2 separate regions of the Homo sapiens genome follow, and region 2 is linked to region 1. Evidence: read pairs that join two places in POLR2A ChIA-PET (ENCODE). Cell type or tissue: GM12878. All regions are shown on one strand. Links, peaks and the distances in the headings refer to the core of each region. The heading gives the core; the rest is flanking DNA. Region 1 overlaps LINC01252 (long intergenic non-protein coding RNA 1252). Region 2 has its middle 46 kb from the start of BCL2L14.

Region 1 (4,399 bases), core at 284-4,283:
ATCCATACTTATATAATACATGAATGAATAAATATGAGAGAGAAGAGAGAGCTCTAACTTATAGTAAATGCCAACTAATCAATGTAAATATAATTATGGAATTAGAAAATTGTTATTATTTTGAGACAGGGTCTTGCTCTGTCACCCAGGTTGGAGTGCAGTGGTGCAGTCACAGTTCACTGCAGCCTCAACCTGCTGGGCTCAAGCAATTCTCCCACCTCAGCCTCCCAAGTAGCTGGGACTTCAGGCGTGTGCCACCACACGGCTATTTTTGTATTTTTTGTAGAAATGAGGTTTCATCATGTTGCCCAGGCTGGTCTCAACTCCTGGGCTCAAACAATCCACCTCAGCCTCCCAAAGTGCTGGGATAATAGGCATGAGCCACCACACCCAGCCAGAAAATTATTATTTTGCAACCATTATAGTTATAACTAATTTAGATAGAATCATCATTGGATGGAAAAGCTAGTAGGTGAAAATTTGATGAGGAAATGGATACAATCTCAAAGTATCTCCCCCAAAATATTTAGTGCTTATTAGTAGTTTAGAAATACAAATTACTTACTAGTTAGCTCTATAGCATAGAAACCTAGCCAATATCATCTTAATCGAGTGCTAACATATAATGTTGTCTATAAACAGGATAAATCTATATTAAGTTACTCTAACAAACTGAGAAAACACAGCATCATTTCTGTGAACGTCCTGCCAAAAACGCACCACCCAAATCTGACAATAAGGTAACATCAGACAAACCCAAACTGAGGGACATTCTACGAAGTAATTAGCCTGTTCTCTTTAAAAACACCCAGGTTATGAAAAACAAGGAAAGAATGAGAAAATGTTCCTGATTAAGGGAGACTAACAGAGATATAATGACTAAACACAACACATGATCCTGGGTTGGATTCTGGAATTATAAAGAACGTTATTGTAAAATTGGTGAAATCTGAATGGAGTCTACGGATTGTGGCTTTATTACATCAATGTTAAATTCCTGATCTTTTTCATTTCTTTTTCCTTTCTCTTTTTTTTTTTTTTTTTTTTTTTTTTTGAAACAGAGTCCCTGTCATCCAGACTGGAGTGCAGTGGTACAATCCCGGCTCACTGCAACCTCCACCTCCTGGGTTCAAGCGATTCTCCTGTCTCAGCCTCTCAAGTACCTGGAATTACAGGCATGTGCCACCGCACCCCATGTAATGTCCCGATCTTGATGGATGCACTCTGGTTATAGAAATGTCCTCATTTTAAGGAAATACATGCCAAAGTAGTAAAGGCTCATGGGGCATCATATTTGCAACTGTTCTCACCTGGTTCAGAAAAATTTAAGAGCAATAATACGTATAAATGTGTAGATAGAATAAGAAGACAAACATGGTAAAATGTTAACAACTGGGGAATCCGGATGAAAGGTGTACGGAAGCTCTTGTGCTACTACACCTGCAACTTTTCCATAAGTTTGAAATTGTTTCAAAATGAAAAAAATGTACAAGTATCCTAGAAAATGCAAACTCATCCAAAGTGACGGAAAGCAGGTCACTGGTTGTCTGAGTGGGATGGGCCAGAGGAGAGAGGAGTCAGGATTACGAAGGGGGCACAACAAGGAAACTTGGTGGGGAGGATATGAATATCCTTTTTTTTTTTTTGCTTTTTTAGAGACAGGGTCATGCTCTGTCACCCAGCTCATAGCTCACTGCATCCTCAAACTCCAGGGCCCACGGGATCTTCCTGCCAAGCAACTGGGACTACAGGCTCAGCCCACCATGCCTGGCTGTTTTTTTTCTTTTGGTGGAGATGAGGTCTCACTATGTTGCCTGGGGCTGGTCTTGAACTCCTGGTCTCAAGGAAATCCTCCCACTTATGACTCCCAAAGCACTGGGATTACAGGCGTGAGCCACCTTGCCCAGCCATGTTCATTATCTTGATTGTGTCAGTTGCCTCTTTGGTGTAAAATAGGTCGAAATTTACTATGTTGTACACTTTAAAAATCTATTAATAGGTTAAATAACATGAAATAATTGTTTTTTAATTCCTAATATTTGCCTAGGGAATACAACCAACCTCTTCATCACATGAAGACATTTTTTTCATGCTTTTCCATGTTCCTGAAATGCCCTCCCCTAGGAGCTTCCTCCAATTTATCTACTCTTTCACATTCAAGAAGGTAATGGAGTTCCATCTTCCTCCATTAACTCCCCCATACTGAAATCTGCTATATCTTTCATTCATTTGAATCTTATTGTTACAGTACATACGATGGAAATCTATAATATTTTTATTGCTATAGTTATCATTTCAGTTGTTATGTTTTCTGCTTATTTTTGTATCAGAGTTGAATCAAGATGTTTAAGTCTCTGGAGAGTTAAGTATTTTGTAGGAGGAAGAATATCAAGGTTGTGGAAAAAAAAAAAAAAAAACCTTGTTGTGGCTGAGAAACTGGGCTGGAGTCAGGAGGCTGGTGATGGCCCCAGTTCTACCACTAACTAGCCATGTGCCTACGATGCTTCATTTCACCTCTTGAGATCTAAATTTCCCCGTACGTCAAAGCAAAGGTGAGGTCAATGTCATCTATGAAATGTTCTTGACTTTCAAATTATTTGAGTAGTGGCCGCTAGATGGAACCCGTGAACCCATATCCATACATGAGCATTTCAAGGAGAGGTGGTGCTGAAGCAGGAAGCCAAAAAGCCAGGGTGACAGATTATCCTGTGCTTCGTGCAACAAGGATAGTCTGTAGGAACAACAACAAGAGAAGTTGTCTCTCTCAGACAATGGTGTCCTAGCCTAGACATGTGGGCTAGGAAATTAGTGATCAGAGGAAATCAGACCAAAGCCAAAGTCAGAGACATTTTCTGTTCTCCTCTTCACTAAACCCCAAGGCTCTTTAGCATGAAGTATGCAGACCCTGTGTGATTTTCTGTGTTATCTAAAGTAAAACTTATTAGAGTTCCACGTATTTTTAACCAAATATGTTTAATGAACGTTGTTCTGAGAGAAAGGGGATTCCAGTCGCTTCTGTCAGAGGCATTCAAGGATATGGAGAGAAATAGCTTTTTAGAATTTGAAAATAAAATTTCTATGAAATTGGTCAAAATGGATGAGAAGGAAAAAACCTCTCAAGCGGTAAGTAGGTAGAAAAACGATCGCTTTGTGCCATTTTTATATGTTAACAAATTATGTTAACATTTATTGAACACATCAAACCCTGCAGTATAACTGATTCTTCAATAAGTGTATACAAGTCACACATAGAATGAGTGGCATGCTGGGTGCTCCCTGAATAATCCTTTTCTTTTACCAGTTAAGTTTCCTGCTGAATATTTCGAAACTCTTTGCAAACTGACTTCAGCACCTCTGTGGGATATTCCCTTCCACTGCCAACCCTTAGTTGTCAGAAACTCTGTCTTTGGGAAGCATGCTACATTTTCTAGAACAAATCTAGATACTTTAGAAATGATGGATGATGATGATGATGATGAATGATGACAACACTCTGATGCAATTCATATATCACAACATTATCCAGATCCAACAAACACTGAGAAAATGGTGTTTTGCAGCAATTTTAATTCCTTTATTTCTCAAACATCTTTGTCAATAGTCATTTTTAATGTTATGTTATAGATGATGGAACAATCTTAGAGATGTTAAGTAACTGGTACTAATAATACAGATGGCAAAGACAGAATTCAAAATCTGGAGCTCTTGATTTATTTTACTTTATTTTATTTTTTAGAGACAGATCTCGCTTTGTCGCCTGTCAACGGCTAGAGTGCAGTAGCGTGATCATAGCTTACTGCAGCCTCGAACTCCTGAGCTCAAGCAACCCTCCCTCCTCAGCCTTCCCAGGTCTCCTGATTTCAAGTACAGTTCTTGCCAACACACAGTGGTAAAGGGTATGATTACCTAAGCCTTAGCACAGAAGGTAGCACCCCTTACTGGTGAGCTATCATGAAACTATGCGACAATTTTCTCCATCTTTTTTAGAGTTGTTTTCCTTGTCTTCCTCCTCATCACGATTATTATTGCTTTTTCATTCAGCAAAAAATCTGGTAGGAGACTGCACAGAAGCATGATCACTTGCTATCAACAGTGTAACCCTACCTAACTTCCCTAATCCCTAGCAAATGAAGGAAAAATCATATACAGGCACTGACAAATAGCAACACAAGAAAGGGCAACAAAATTACTAAAGAGTAACGCCATCCTCCCCAACTCAAACCAGGGAAAGTAAGCTTGCCTAGGAACTTAGGCTGAAACTCACCACAGTGCCAAAAACCTGTTTTCTTGAAAAGAGGTAGTGCAGATAGTGAATCCACTGAGCCACATAGGGTGGGAGTTTGCTTTAAGTGCTTTTCTTCTTGCCCACAAACTAGCGTAGGCTGTGACTGGCTCCAGC
Region 2 (4,399 bases), core at 159-4,158, 470 kb after region 1:
CCAAAGACTTATGGGATCTGGATCTGATGATACATAACAATGCTTATGACCTAAAAAAGCAAAACGATTCACTTCATGGAAATGCATGTTCCCCGAAAGAAATCCATAGAGCCCCCTAATGAAATTTTCAAGAGAAAAGCTATGTACAAACATATGATCCGCTTCCTAAACGCCACAAGAAAGGTACAGGTGGAAGGAGTAGAGGAAGATTTCCACGGATTCTTGAGAAAAAAATGAAATGGGAAATCTAAGACGAGTGCCCAACAAACCAAATAATGCAGGTTTCAAGAGCACAGAACTGAATGGGGTTTATTTAAACACACATACCAGCTGCTGCCACATGGCTACCAAATGGAAACTGAGCCAGGAGGGTGGCCCAGTTTCTAGGTACAAGAAAGAACAGAGGTTGTGACGCAACAGGAATGATGTTTCCATTTGTATTTTATGAAGTTAACAGCCAAAATTCACCTCTGAAAACCTAAGTTTGGCAGTGGTATAAAGAAGGGAGGAAATTCCTGATGGAACAAGAAGGGATTAAAAACAAAAGAGGGGAGATCAGCGGGAGGGCAGGCCTCTGATCTTCCCTGGCTGGCAGTGGTGGACAAGTAGGAAAATGATGTGAGCAGATGCTCAAGGAAAGTGGCCCTGAAATCAAAGGCTTTGAAGAGATAAGCAGAGTCCCTCAAGCAAAGCAATAAACAGAGAAACCAGGATGAATACATTGGAATCGAAATGATGAAATGTAAAGTACCACAGAGAGGTTTCTAGAAAAGCATCCAGAGATGGAAATGGGGAAAAGAGAAAGATACAGCAGAAATAAATTGCATACGAGATTCTAGTGTGTGCTAGAAATGTAGGGAGGAAAGAGTGATGATAAAATTAAAAGAAAGAAGTGGATAGATCTTAGTGGCATGATTGAAATGGATAATGAAAGGGATCTTTATGAAACTGTTGCCAGGAGAAGGAAAGATATAGAAAGCGAAAAAAAGGCTGTAGGTTAATTCCAGTATGACAAGAATAACAAAGAAATGCATGAATTCTCAGCCAACAGCCCGTATCAAGAGACAAGCATGTTCTGGCTGTGTGTGAAGGGCACACCATGCCAGGGGCTCTCCCTGCCAACGCCTGCAGACTTTTGCTCCTCACCTGGACCTCACAGCGCACCTGTTTTCAATGACACATGGCGGAAAAGGGTCAAAAGATGAATAAGGCCAGGCGCAGTGGCTCACGCCTGTAATCCCAACACTTTGGGAGGCCAAGGCGAGTGAATCACTTGTGGCCAGAAGTTTGAGACCAGCCTGGCCAAAATAGCAAAACCCTGTCTCTGCTAAAGATACACAAAATTAGCCAGGTATCGTGGCACACACCTGTATAATACCAGCTACTGAGGCTGAGGCACGAGAATCACTTGAACCTGGGAGGCAGAGGTTGCAGTGAGCTGAGATCGCACCACTGCACTCCAGCCTGGGTGAAAGAAGTGAGACTCTGTCTCAAAAAAAAAAAAAAAAAGGATAAAATGATACTCATTTCTTCCTTGGTCCCATCGACAAACATTTATCAAGAGATGTCTACGTGCCAAGCACGGTGCTTGATACTGAGAAAATACAATAATTGATAAGCAACATAGATATTCTGACAAAAATGGAAGCAAAAAGGGGAGGAGGTCTAAAATATAGAATTTTCCAGATAAGACAGAGCAAAGTTCAAAGCCGTGAAAATGAGAGTCAATGTGAAATATGACAGAAATGGGGACACCAAGGTGGACACAAGATGACCGTATATTCTCCTCGAAGGGGAACAAGATAGGAAAGGAAAGTGGGAAACAAAAAGTGGAAGTAACGTCAAGAGCCCCTAATGGGGCTCTAATAGGCTCTAACCTGAGTCCTAGCCCTTACTCAGCTGGTTCCCAGATGATCTTGAGCAAAGTGCTTCTGTGCTCTGAGCCTCAGTTCCCTTAACTATAAAATAAACTAATGATGTCTGGTCTAACTTGTGGTTGTCACCACGACACAGTAAGGGGTATTGGTTGTGCCCTCCTGCCATAAACAACAATAAAACTGGACGAATTATATGAAACTGTTTTCAGGTGCAACGCTACAGATGGTGCAGGGATGTGATGCTTGAGAGAAGAAACACAAGAGGTGAAACCCACATTTACTCTGGCCTCCTGCCTGGGGCTTTCCAACCACAGCACGCGGAAGTGGAGCCCAAACTGAGGATGGAGGAAAGAGACCGAAGGTTAGGGCTGCTGCAGGGATTGAGTGTGTGGGACAGGGTACGAGAGAGGCAGGAGCTGCACAGAGCAGAAATCCAAAAATCTGCAGAGGAGACCACCTGAATCTAGTTGAAAACAAAACTGCACATGTACAGGGTAATGTTTTCACAAAGCCTAGTAGAGAATAGGTAGCAGGGGCAAGGTGCAGTAGCTCATGCCTGTAATCCCAGCATCTTAGGAGAGGCTGAGGCAAGAGGATCGCTTGAGCCCAGGAGTTCAAAACCAGCCTGGGCAATATAGCAAGACCTCATCTCTACAAAAAATTTTAAAAATTAGCTAGGTGTGGTGGCATGCACCTATAGTTCCAGCTACTTGGGAGGCTGTGGCAGGAGGATCCCTTGAGCCCAGGAGCTTCAGGCTACAGTGAGCTAAGATTGTGCTGCTGCACTCCAGCCTGGGTGACAGAGTGAGACCCTGTTTCTTAAAAAAAGAAAAAAAAGAGAGAGAGAGAGAGAATAGGTAGTAGGAGCTGTGCACTGAACAGAGATTCCAGAGGTCACATGGTGGGAAGAGACACTGTGTTCTCAGTGTCCATGGTGGAAAGAGCTTGATGAACAGCCTGGGCTTTCAACAGAGGCCCGGGAAAGGCCACACCTGTGGAGCTGGGCCACCCCAGCACTAGAGAGAGGCTGCACTGGACCCATCAAAACAAAGCCAAATTACAACACTCAATAATGGATCCAAGCGGATCCACCAATAAATTAACCACCTGCCAAAACAAATGCAATGATCCTTACAGGAAGATAATAAAACCATAATGTTTGACATGTAATAAAAAATTACTCAATGTGTAACAAGGAGGAAACAAGTAGTATAGAAAGCAGCCAATAGAAAGAATCCCAGAGGTGATACAGATGGAATTAGCAAAGAAAAACTTTAAAATGACTAAATATATTGAAGAATTTAAAGGGAAAAAGTGGACATAAGGAATGAAAAACAGTTACTCATTGGAAAATAGACATTATGAAAAGAAACAAGATGAAAATCATGGGACTCAAAAATCTACAATAACTGCCTGGGCACGGTGGCTCACACCTGTAATCCCAACACTTTGGGAGGCCCAGCCGGGCAGATCATTGAGGCCAGGAGTTCAAGACCAGCCTGGCCAACATGGTGAAACTGTGTCTCTACTGAAAATCAAGAAAAAAAAAAAAGAACTGGGCGTGGTGGTGGAAGCCCGTAATCCCAGCTACTAGGGAGGCTGAGGCAGGAGAATCGTTTGAATCCGGGAGGCAGAGGTTGCAGTGAGCCGAGATTGCACCACTGCACTCCAGCCTGGGCAGCAGAGCAAGATTCTGTCTAAAAAATATGTTTATATATGTATCTAAAATAACTGAAATAAGTCACAAGATGGGCTTAACAGAAGATTAGACACTGCAAAAGAAAAGATTAGTAGACATGAAGACAGAATAATAAAAATTATCCAAGCTGATGCACACAGAGCAAAAAAGGACTAGAATAAAAGAATAGAGCTTGAGTTACACATATGGGATATTATTAACCAGTCTAACAGATACATAACTGTAGTCTCAGTAGGAAAGCAAAGAGGAATTGGGGCAGAAGAAATATTTCAAAAAATAATGACCTCCTAATGTGACAAAAAAGTACCAATCCACTGATCCAAGAATCTCAATGTATCTTAAACAAGATAAACACAAAGAAAACCACATTTAAGCACATCATAGCCAAACGTTGTAAAACAATGATGAAGAAAAGATCTCAAAAGAATTCAGGGGACAAAAAAAAAAATCCCACCTGACTACAGTGGTGCAATAATGAGAATTATCACTGACATCTCACCAGAAATGTTGCAATCCTGAAGATAACAGAATCCCATCTTTGAAGTTCTAAAAGAAAAAAAACTGCTAACTTAGAATTCTACATCCAGTGGAAATATCCTTCAAAAATGAAGGCAAAATGAATAAATAAAAGCTGAGATAACTTATCACCAGCACAACTGCACAATGAAAAATATTAAAGAAAGTTCCTCAAGCCAAAGGGAAATGATACCAGATAGAAACAGAACTATAATACACACAGGAATGTGCCAGAAATGGTAAATCTATGGGGTCACTATAGAACACTTTTATTTTTTAATTTCTTTAAACTACATTGTCTGCTTAA

What was found. Peaks named below come from ENCODE experiments on the same cell type or tissue, not always from the same donor. Only the 100,000 strongest peaks of a DNase experiment are listed, where the experiment ranks them.
Region 2: POLR2A ChIA-PET joins it to region 1 with 5 read pairs; 8 of 35 experiments call an interaction of 5 or more read pairs at or near these places.

Annotation. Positions count from the first base shown.
Region 1 is chr12:11,551,519-11,555,917 of GRCh38, forward strand. LINC01252 (long intergenic non-protein coding RNA 1252) reads left to right here. Exons shown (of 8, transcript NR_033890.1): 3 at 1,062-1,175; 4 at 2,048-2,164; 5 at 2,331-2,552; 6 at 3,737-4,399. It overlaps LOC124902877 (a long non-coding RNA gene), which reads right to left. Exons shown (of 3, transcript XR_007063210.1): 2 at 4,265-4,399. Among named protein-coding and RNA genes, the nearest start is that of LINC01252, 5.7 kb to the left of the region's middle. In GM12878, for the core only: a CTCF peak has its summit at 2,626 (motif pointing right); a DNase peak (open chromatin) is centred at 2,623; H3K4me3 peaks cover 878 bases; H3K27ac peaks cover 1,946 bases.
Region 2 is chr12:12,023,135-12,027,533 of GRCh38, forward strand. No RefSeq gene overlaps it. Among named protein-coding and RNA genes, the nearest start is that of BCL2L14, 46 kb to the right of the region's middle. RefSeq lists an enhancer at 929-978. In GM12878, for the core only: no CTCF peak of the experiment used is centred there; a DNase peak (open chromatin) is centred at 2,107; H3K4me3 peaks cover 2,099 bases; H3K27ac peaks cover 2,989 bases.